Linked DNA regions of Mus musculus: region 1 is linked to region 2. Evidence: chromatin loops called from intact Hi-C (ENCODE). Cell type or tissue: left cerebral cortex. All regions are shown on one strand.

Region 1 (5,000 bases), 95 kb after region 2:
GAAGGACTCCGCGAGCCACCCCAGGGCTGGGCTGAGCTCCATGAACTGCAGAGAGCAGAGTTTCTTAGATTACAGTGCTGACCCGGGTTGGCTCCGCAATCATCTTTGGCTCACATCTGCCTAATGGCCCATGTTTGATCACGGACCACGTCAGATTTTCATAGCCCAGAAGGATTCCATTAGCCACTAGGAAACGAAGGGTTTATAATAGGGGGCGTGGGGGGGGGGCTTGATGTCTCCTAGCACAGCCTCAGGCATCTGCCACCCCTCCTGCAGGCAGGTCCTTCTGTCAGCATCTCTGTGCCTCATTTTACAGGTCATCAGTGGGATGATCTCAGCTCTCCCGGCTCTCATGGCAAGTGCTTGATCTGCTGGCCCACTGTCAGCCTACATTCTGCTTTTTATCCATATAAAACTCCCATATTGGAAAGTGTGTGACTCATCTCTGGCACGTGTCCTTGATATATAAAGAGCGTCTGCAGATCATTAATATAAGAACAAGCAGCAACCCAAGGTAGAAATACAGAAAGAACACTGTGCAGTTCCACCTTAGCATTTGCCATCTCATTCCAACACAGCTCACAAGACGTCTCTCTTTGAGACTTTCTTTTTTTCTTTTTTCTTTCTTTTTTTTTTTTTGTGGTTTTTTCGAGACAGGGTTTCTCTGTGTAGCCCTGGCTGTCCTGAAACTCACTCTGTAGACCAGACTGGCGGTGCCTGATCAGAAATGATCCACTTAGATGTGCGCTTCAGACACAATGCAAAATATTTTTCAGTACCATGATATTTGGAGGCTGAAAAGACAGAAGCAGCCACTGGCATAGCGGCACCCTCTTGTAATTCAGGCATGCAGGGCAATGTAGGCAGGGACCTGGGAAGTTTGAGGCTACCACAAAGGATGGAGATGGTGCTCAGCCTCAAACAAACAATTGGAAGAAGGGGGGGAGGCTAAGGGGAGATACTTTTTTATTTCATGATTTATTCTTATTTATTAATTCTCTGTGTTTAAAGTGAAAGCAGAAAGGTACTGAATGGTTCGCTCCGAATGTTAGCATCTGCCAATGGGAGGATCTGCTGGTTTGGGTGTAAGAGAGCTCCGGCTGTGTTATGGTCTATACAGAGACAAACACCGAAAGTACTATGCAGGCATTCATATTCTATTCTAAACACAGAAAAACCAGAAAACATAGAAGAAAGTACATTGTGCTCTGACGGGTGAGACTGTAATTAATTTTATTTTGATTTTGTATGAACATTTTTGCTTGCTTGGTTATTTTATTTCATTTTATTTTATTTAGACAGGGTTTCTCTATGCAGCCATAGCTGTCCTGGAACTCATTCTGTAGACCATTGCTGGACTTGAACTTAGAGACCCAGCTGCCTCTGCCTCCTGAGTGTGGGGGTTAAAGGCGTGCGCCACCCCTGACTGCACACATTATTTTTTTAAATCTTCATTGTAACTCTATATGTGTATACACATATTCTCTGCATACATTACTTAAACTCTTTGTTTAGATGTCTTTTTTTAGCTTTCTTACTTTTATTCCTTAAAAAAAAAAACCCAAGGATATAATGAGGCATAATTATGTAAATACCGCATATTTATCTGTGCAGTGCTTTTAGATGCATGGTGGTCTCCGTGTATGCCTGACTCTCTCCAGGAAGCCAGGCCTCCAAGTTAGAGTTCCCATTTTACAGATGAGACAATGAGGCCCTGGACAGTTCAGTGAGATGAAAAGCAGAGTAGGAAGAACCTGTCAACTACTGTGCATCGTGGGTTAGCTTAGGAATACACGTGCTTGGTATATAAAGTGTAGCAAGGGCCCTGAACCCATGGGGATGCCAAACCTGGCATTCAGAGAGTGCACCAAGAATTGGGTCCTTTAGGAATTCCCGCCAACGCTTAGAGGAGGTGTGGGGGTGGTGGCGGTGGGGAGGAGTGTCTCTAGTGTGACTTTTTCACTGTGCAGTAAAGTCTCTCTCAATTTAACTTCTTCCTCTCCCATTTCATGTGAGTGTCTCTGTGTGTATCTGTTTCTGTGAAGAGCATGAGCCGGAGGGTGCCTATGTGTGCTTATATGTGTGTCTAATAAGCCCAGAGATCGAGTCCGGTGTCTTCTACCACACGCTCTCTCAATGGCCCGGGGCTCATCCAGCAGACTAGGCTGCCTGACCATTGATCTTGGGGTCTTGCACATCGCTGCCCCCGCCCCGTGATGGTATTACAAAGTGTGTCATCAGACCTGGCTTTTTATGTGGGTTCCAGAGCTCAAGTCCCCATTCTTGCTCAGCAAGCATTTTACCCAGGGAGTCATGTCCCCAGCCCAGCTGAGCTTCTCTATATAAACTCTGAACTCAGGCCCGAAAGCACACTCTCTTCCTCATTCACTATCGTCACTTTTTTTTTTTTTAATTTTTAAAATCATCACCCTTTTGTAAACTGAAACATGGAAACCAAAAACCAAAACGACAGCAACGCTTGAGCCTCTGAAGCCTGGCGGTGGTTTGACGGGGCTGTTCGGGAACCTCTGCTTGTGTGTTCCTGTGCCCCCTCTCCCAAAATGTGCCGCAATCAGAAGGCTCAAAGCTCCTCGCTGACTCCCCTACAGCTCTCAGAGTTAAAGCCCTTGCAACGACCTCTGAACTCCAGCCAGATCCGCGGTGTCTGCACCACTTGCCTCTGATAGTTCTGCTCCAAACAGGGTCTCTCTGGCTCAGCCCTAATACCTCTTTGGTCCTAGGCCTTCAGATAGGTTCTGCAAGGTGCAGTTTCCATGGCTTTCCCCCGGAGGCGCATGCGCACCGCACCTTCCGTTGCATCTTACTAAACCATCCCCTTTCAATACGAGCTTCCTCAAATTCCAGCTGCGTAGTACCAAAGTGCCAGGTTGGGTCTGAGCGGGGATACCCCACAGGGACAGGCATTCTATAGCTGTGCTTACCGCCGGGGCACCAGACTGAGGAGGACGTCAGTCCTTAATGCAAAACTGCCTTTAATTGTTCCTTGCAGATCTGAGCAGAAGGAAGCACGGGTTCTCATCTTTTAGCCTCGGTGACCTCTGACCTCTTATCAGAAGGACGCAGGCCAGGCCACTAGCAAGTTAGGAAGCGCTGTCCCGTGTTATCGCTGAAAGCTACGCATTTTCTTGCGAGACAAACATTATTTGAGGCCACGCAAGTACACACTGCACCTCTGGAGTTAGGCTGTTTTTCAAGGCTGGGGACAGGTCGCTGTTATTTTTGTTGTGTGTTTTTTTTTTTTTTTTTCATGGCTCTTTTTAGTCTTCCACCTGTTTACTGGGTTTGCTGGGCTCAGCCTCCAGAAAACAAGACAGAAAGCACCTCTCTGTGTTGCGTAGATTTAATACGCTCCGGGGGAACCCAGCACTGGTGGGTTAAGGAACAGGAATGTGCTCCCAGTTTAGGAAAGACAGTTCTTCAGCTTGAGTTTGTTTGGATGAAAACAAGACGGGCCCACATTTCTGTGTAAATCTGAAACCAGACAAGTTTCACACAGTTGCACATTTCAAAAAAGAAAAAAAAAAGAAAGAAAAAAAAACCGTTCTGCTCCCGTTTGGTGAGTATTCCGTGTATCGGGGGGAGGGGACCCCCTTAGACTTTCCAATGACAAAACGATTCCTCTTCTCCTCTCCAAAACCCTTTTTTGAGCCGTGTTCTCGGGTGTAGACTGGTTCTCTGGTGTGTATGGGAGTCTGGGATGCTGGAAGATGCTTCTATGAGATGTCAGCTCCGGGGCATGCTGTGGAACTTGCCAGAACAATCCCATTGCCCATAAATACAAAATCCTCTTTCTCACCCAGAGTGCCAGGTGCACCTTCGTCCAGAAAAACCTCAGCCTGGCCTAGGAGAATATTGTGTTCTGAGATTTTTCTGCAAATACACACACACACACACACACACACACACACACACACACACACACTTTCTCTTTCTGTCATTTTCTGTGTTAACCACATTCTTAAAACCTGGAGGCACGCCAATTTTTTTTTCTTGAAAACGGAAAAAAAATTCAAAAGTTTTTTTTTTTTTTGTAATTGAAATTCATGACAAATTACAGACAGTTTTTTTCTTCTTCCTGTCTCTTTTAGAACAACGTGTCCTTAGAAAAGAGCTTTCTTATTGAAATGGAACTTTGTGGAACCCGAGGAATGTGGCTGGGATGGATGGAGCTACCTGTCACTGCTGTGAGCCATGGCTGCCCACGCCCACAGGACCAGTGTTGTGCCTCTCAGAGCAAGACACTGTTGGAGGTCCAGTGGACAGGACCCCCCCACCCCCAATGAAAAGCAGAAACCGTTTGTTTCAGACCTGGGTGTTGGCCAGGTCAGGCTGGTGGGTGTGCCCAAGTGCACCTTGATTTCTGTCCAGGTAGTGCCTCTTCTAATATAGATGCAAGACAAAGGTCAAATAGCCACCCTGCGGTCCGGTACAACTCATAGTGTAATGATTGAGGGTGAGGTTTATCTTATTTAATTTTAATTTATTTTTGTTCAACTGTTTGGATTAAGATTGTCGCTGTAATTGCATTTACTAAAACCCTAGATAATCGTATGCCTCACAAATAGATTTTTTTTTCCCCTTCGAGGTCATACCAAGGCCATAACTTTGACCTTTTCATAAGAACCTGGTGTCTTCCAGCTCCTGGTGAATTCACTGCCACACGGTACAAATTTTAAAAGGTGCCTGCAGCATGTCTCTTTGTCTCCTGGTGTTTTGTGTGGATGTTCACGGAGTTTTTCCTTCTAACCAACAACCACAAATCTTCCTTAGAATGCCATGTCTCTAGTTGCTCTCAGTTTCCTTTAAATCTATAAGCAAATAGCAATAAATCTGGGAGGGAACTATACATATTTTTACAGTCCCCCCATTTCTTTCCTCTAAATTTCTTGAAGAATTTAACAAAGATGCCACCATGCCGCTGGTCGCAATGGGACAAGTTAGAGGGGTCAGGGAGGGTGCTATCCCATGCTGCCAAACAC
Region 2 (5,000 bases):
AAAGCCACTCGAAGCACCCCAAGCCACGCGGGCTTCCTTTTGAGCTCCCAAATCCAAGGACTTGGAGCCGGTTCTAAAACTTCTGACAGTGGCCTAAAAACATGAAACAAGGGCTGCATCCCCCCCTAGGACTCTATGTAAAATACACCCCACCCTGTAAGAATTACCTCCACTCCACGTGTCAAAATACAGCTGTAGCTGTATAGTACAATGCCTCATAAATCCGAAAATGTTTAAAATGCCCATTGTATTTTCAAAGCTCTGGAAGAGTCATTTTCTAGATTAGCACCCTCTCTTCCCCAACCCTGTGCTAAGCCTGCCTCTTTTTTTTTTCCTTTTCCTGATTTCCATATTTCACAATAATTATTAAGTGGTCTTATCTCTCAGGCTAGCTTTGCCAATTCAGGCAGTCACTGGCGATAGTGACTGCGTGTCTTATGAATTAGTACATTTAGAAATCTCGTGCTAAGACATGTTACCCAGCTCCTCAAGTTAGCAGATGGCCTCAAGAAAGGCTCGTTTTAATTTTTCAACTACGTAAGTATAATTGCCCCTGCTAACGTACACACGTAACAGTGAAGTATGCACGTGGGCTGAGGGATGCTCTCTGAAGCCTCCCGCGTACCTGTCAGATGCGCTCCTTCTTTGTACAAATAGCCTGGCTCGGACATTACAGATCTGTGGATTAAAAGCAGACAGAAATGGCAAAGTCAAAAAATAAAAATGAGAAGCCACTGTAGGAAAAAAAAAAAACCTTGGTCAGAATGGGAAAGTTTGTGAAAGCCATTTAATAGGCCCTGGATATCAAAACATTTTAACTTTTGCAAAGTTTCAGCATTAAACAATTAGGAAGAAACACAATTAGACAGTGCATTGTGGAGGCTGGTCACTTTTTGTATGTCATGTGGCTTTAAAAACAAGTCAGATAAATGATGATGCCATTAAAACTGAACTAATTAAAGAAAGCTTCTTTTAAGAACTCATTAACTGCAACCTCATTTGCATAATGATGCATATTAATTAAGTTTTAATGAATCTGAATTTGCACCAAGCCTATTCATGTTGGCTTTGAAACAAATTGAACAAATTAGTTAAAAGCTTTTTGGAATCTACTTTTCACACCAAACAGCGTATGAATGCAATCATCTGCACAAAAAAAGAAATATTTTTTCTTTAATTTAATTCAGAGGTATGCAGGGCCCATCTATTAATTATTTTTAAATGCAATACATTTCACCTTTTCTTTGGGAAAAAAATCAACAAAATTATTTATTCTTGAATGAGAAATATTATAAATGTGGGTTGTGGGGGAGAAATGATTACGACCAATTTATTGGCAGTGAGTCAGAGATATTTGACTTTAGGGTACATTTAGTTTATTTAATAGTGGGAGTAAGAATCAGGGAGGTGATAGCAGGGCCTTCAGAGCGCTTTAGGGAGCAGACTGACAGTAGCTTCCTTCCCCGGGTGGTGGTGGCGGCTGTGTGGAGATCCTGGTATCACACTACTCCATTGCAAACCTCCTCAGTAGCACAGGAAAAAAATTAAACATTTACAGAACACATGTTCTTTTCCTCTGGATTTGTGCAAATCCTATTTTTTTTTATATACACAAGAAGTGGAATTCAATTTTAACAAGTTTGCATTGGGCTCATAAGAAAAACAAGAATTACCTCGGAGACTCTATTGATTTGCTCATGTTGCACTGTGTCTTCATCAAGAATGGAGAGATTTATGTAATTACGGCTCCATCTTTTGTTGTCTGGAAGCACTTTTTTTTTTTTTTTTTTTTTTTTTTGTAAGTCAGCATATACAAAGGATGGAAGCGCTTTTATTGTCGAGATTACAAGATCATCGCTCCCCCCTTGTTAAACCGTTTCTCCAATAGGTGCTTTGAAGAAGTCCGCAATTAAGATGGTGTCTTATATTGGAAATGCGCATTTTTAAAACAAAGTATTTACAGGTATTCTTCGGCAGTGTTTTTGTGTGTGTATTTTTTTTTAAACCCATTTATCCCTTCCCCCTTCTCCCTTCAATGCCTCCCATCCCTGCTCTGTCTCCAGACAAGCAGTGCTAACTACTGGCAGCGGCAGGGGTGCCCAAGGAAACCCCCTTTAGCCAAGTGCGGAGGATGCTTTTTGAAGACATTGCTTGACAAACCAGCAACCTTCTGGATTATTCTTCCTTACTGACTTTTCTCTCCTTTGGGATTCACTTGAGCCTGGGTCGCGGTCACTTTGCATTCTTTAGGGAGGTGTGTGTGTGTGTCTGTGTGTGTGTGTGTGTGTGTGTGTGTGTGTGTGTGTGTGTGAACTCAAAACCCATTCTTAACTGCCTTGCTTTTCTCCACCCTGACCAGGGAAGCCAGCATCCAGCCCAAACTGCCTGCCTGCTCAGGCTTTTCAGCAGGCACCGCTTTTTCTCCGTTTGTGAAGCAAAGTCCAGCGGCTTTGTAAAAGACTGCTCGCTCTCCCCGGGAACGGCGGGGAACTCTTTCTTACTTAACAAACACTTATTTCAAGAGAACACCCGCCTTATCAAAACACCGTGAAAGCAGTATTTAAAAAAAAATAAACAAACAAAACAAACAGCCACTCAGATCATTTTGGGGAAGATTCTAAAGTGAATCTGTTTGTCTTTTCCTCTCACCCTCACTATTGTCTATCGCAGGACACCCAGGGACTCCCAGGATGGGTGGGACAGTCACTGGGGGAATCTGTAGCGGGGTCCTTAGCTGGGAACCACGTTTGCCATAGTTACTTCTAACGAAAAGGAGCGCGCTTGGATTTCCTCGCATGCCCTTGCCTTGAGTCCTGCCTTCAGAAGGCTGAGGTTGCAGAGCCTTTTAAATACCGTCTGAAGTTCTCTGAGGGGCAGGCTGCTTCTAGATCATGCCCAGGGACTGGGAACGTCTTTTATCGAGCTTTGGGGCTCTTTAATGCCAGGGAACAAGGGCATCATAGCGGGACCTATGATTCAACTAATAACGCTGAAGGTAGTGGAGTCTCCCAGCCAGCCCGTGTGGGGCAGGTGGGAAGAGAGAGAGCGAGGGGACATCTACACTGCCCCCTAGCTGGAGGCCTAGGAACACAGTAGACAGGGCTGGGGAACATCCAAGTTTACGGTCCTGACCCTTCAAATGACTCCCATTTTTTTTTTTATTATCATTATTTTCAAAAGATGCAAATATGAACCAAATAAGGCAGGGAAACAGGTTTTCTATACTCCTTACCACTGACGCCTCGTCAAACCCATTTCCTTCCAAAAGCCTTTAGTAAGGTAGTGTTTTTCACAAAAAAAAAAAAAAAGTGCAAATTTTGCGTGGCGAATTGGCTTCTTTGGGGGAAAATTTTGACAGAAAGCGCCTTCCTTGGGGAAGGTCAGGAGTCACTGGTATTAAACCAGACAAGCTGGTAGAGGAGTGTTAATGGCCACAGCAAGCAGATGTTCTGTAATTAGGGGAGCTGTGACTGACAAGACTGGAGAGGTACCGTACACGGGCGGGCGGCACAAAGCAGCTGCCGCCGCCGCTTCCCCTGTCACGGGTGTACACAAGTCAGACCAGCCCCCGTGAGGCTGCCGGAGCAGTGACAATTAGAAAAAAATTGTATTTGATTAAAATAAGTAATACATCATGCAATGGATGCTCTGCTTCCCATCCCAAAGAGAGAGGCCCAGGTTGGACTCTGGCAAAAGTGAACCCTGGTTCGGTTCACCCTGGAAACGACTATGTCGTGCTGAGGTTGGTGTTTGTCTGGCCCTGAGAATGAGACTCTGCAAGGAGAAAGGATGCAATCTTTTCCTTGCATCCTTAAGTTTCTGCATTTAAGCAGGCTACAAGGGCTGGCCGTTTGTTTTTATAAATGCATAAATGTGTGTGTGTGTGTGTGTGTGTGTGAGTGTGCTCACGCTTGCTTAGAGGTGAGTGTGGAGTTCAGAGGTCAACCTCGAGTGTTATTGCTTAGGAACCATTTCTTGTTTTGAAACAGGGTCTCTTACCAGAAGCTGGGGCTCCCTGATTCAGTCACACTGGTTGGCCAGAGAGCCCCAAGAATTCTCTTGTCTCTGTTTCCCCAGGGTGTCCAATGTTTCACGTAGGTTCTTAGAATAAATTCAGGTCCTGTTGCTAACCAAACTGTCTTCACATCTCCCAAGACCGGTCTCTCTTATCTCCAGAATATTAACCCCTTTGATTCACACTTAAGTTCTTCTGGACTATCCCAAGCCCCTCCTGGTTTTCTTGCATCTGGATGTCTTTTTTCGTTCATTCCTGGTACATACTTTGATCAGGATATGTGGAGTTGTTCTCCAGATAATTCCAGAATCTGAATAGAATGTTTATTGCCTGATTTGTACTTTCTGGGCTCTGACCCCAGCACAGTGCCAGAGATATAGGGAGCCTTGGGTCTCTCTCTCTCTCTCTCTCTCTCTCTCTCTCTCTCTCTCTCTCTCTCCCTCCCTCTCTCTCTCTCTCTTTCTCTCTCTCTCTCTGTGTGTGTGTGTGTGTGTGTGTGTAGTGTGCAAGCATACTGGCTGCTCAGTGCAATACGCATCACAAGCATCTATTGCAAAATCACACACACACACACACACACACACACACACACACACACACACACACACACTTGCAGAAAGCCTATTTTGGTGGCCAAGAAGTTTTGCCTTTTGTTTTCTAGGGGATCTCTGGACACTTTGTAGGGCATCCTAAAGTGGGGTAAGAGAGTTGATGCCTAGCAGTAGGCAGCTTGGCCTGGTGGACTTGAGGCCACAACTGGGACTTGGAGTCCAGTTCAGGCCTCTTGAAGTCTGACTTCCTTACTAAGGGATGGGCATGGTATCATTAGGATCTTGGGAGTGCTATGAGGTCGAGAAGGGATCGTGGAGCTTGGCCACATTATTCTTCTGGCTGTGTTGGCTCTATTTTGTCAAATGAGATCAGTGCCTTTACCACCCGTGAGGCATTAGGCAGGGGTTATTAAGTTGCTAGGTGACCCAGGCAC

The links. Peaks named below come from ENCODE experiments on the same cell type or tissue, not always from the same donor. Only the 100,000 strongest peaks of a DNase experiment are listed, where the experiment ranks them.
Region 1: it touches region 2 in a loop (2.2-fold over the local background); 6 of 42 quality-filtered maps call a loop at or near these places.

The regions. Positions count from the first base shown.
Region 1 is chr12:106,471,887-106,476,886 of GRCm38, forward strand. Gm51969 (a long non-coding RNA gene) reads left to right here. Exons shown (of 2, transcript XR_003950178.1): 2 at 4,110-4,864. Among named protein-coding and RNA genes, the nearest start is that of Gm32876, 4.9 kb to the right of the region's middle. In left cerebral cortex, a CTCF peak has its summit at 2,785; DNase peaks (open chromatin) are centred at 434, 2,005 and 2,837; H3K27ac peaks cover 1,443 bases.
Region 2 is chr12:106,376,468-106,381,467 of GRCm38, forward strand. No RefSeq gene overlaps it. Among named protein-coding and RNA genes, the nearest start is that of Gm32830, 29 kb to the right of the region's middle. In left cerebral cortex, a CTCF peak has its summit at 3,071; DNase peaks (open chromatin) are centred at 1,526, 2,441, 2,830 and 3,003; H3K27ac peaks cover 880 bases.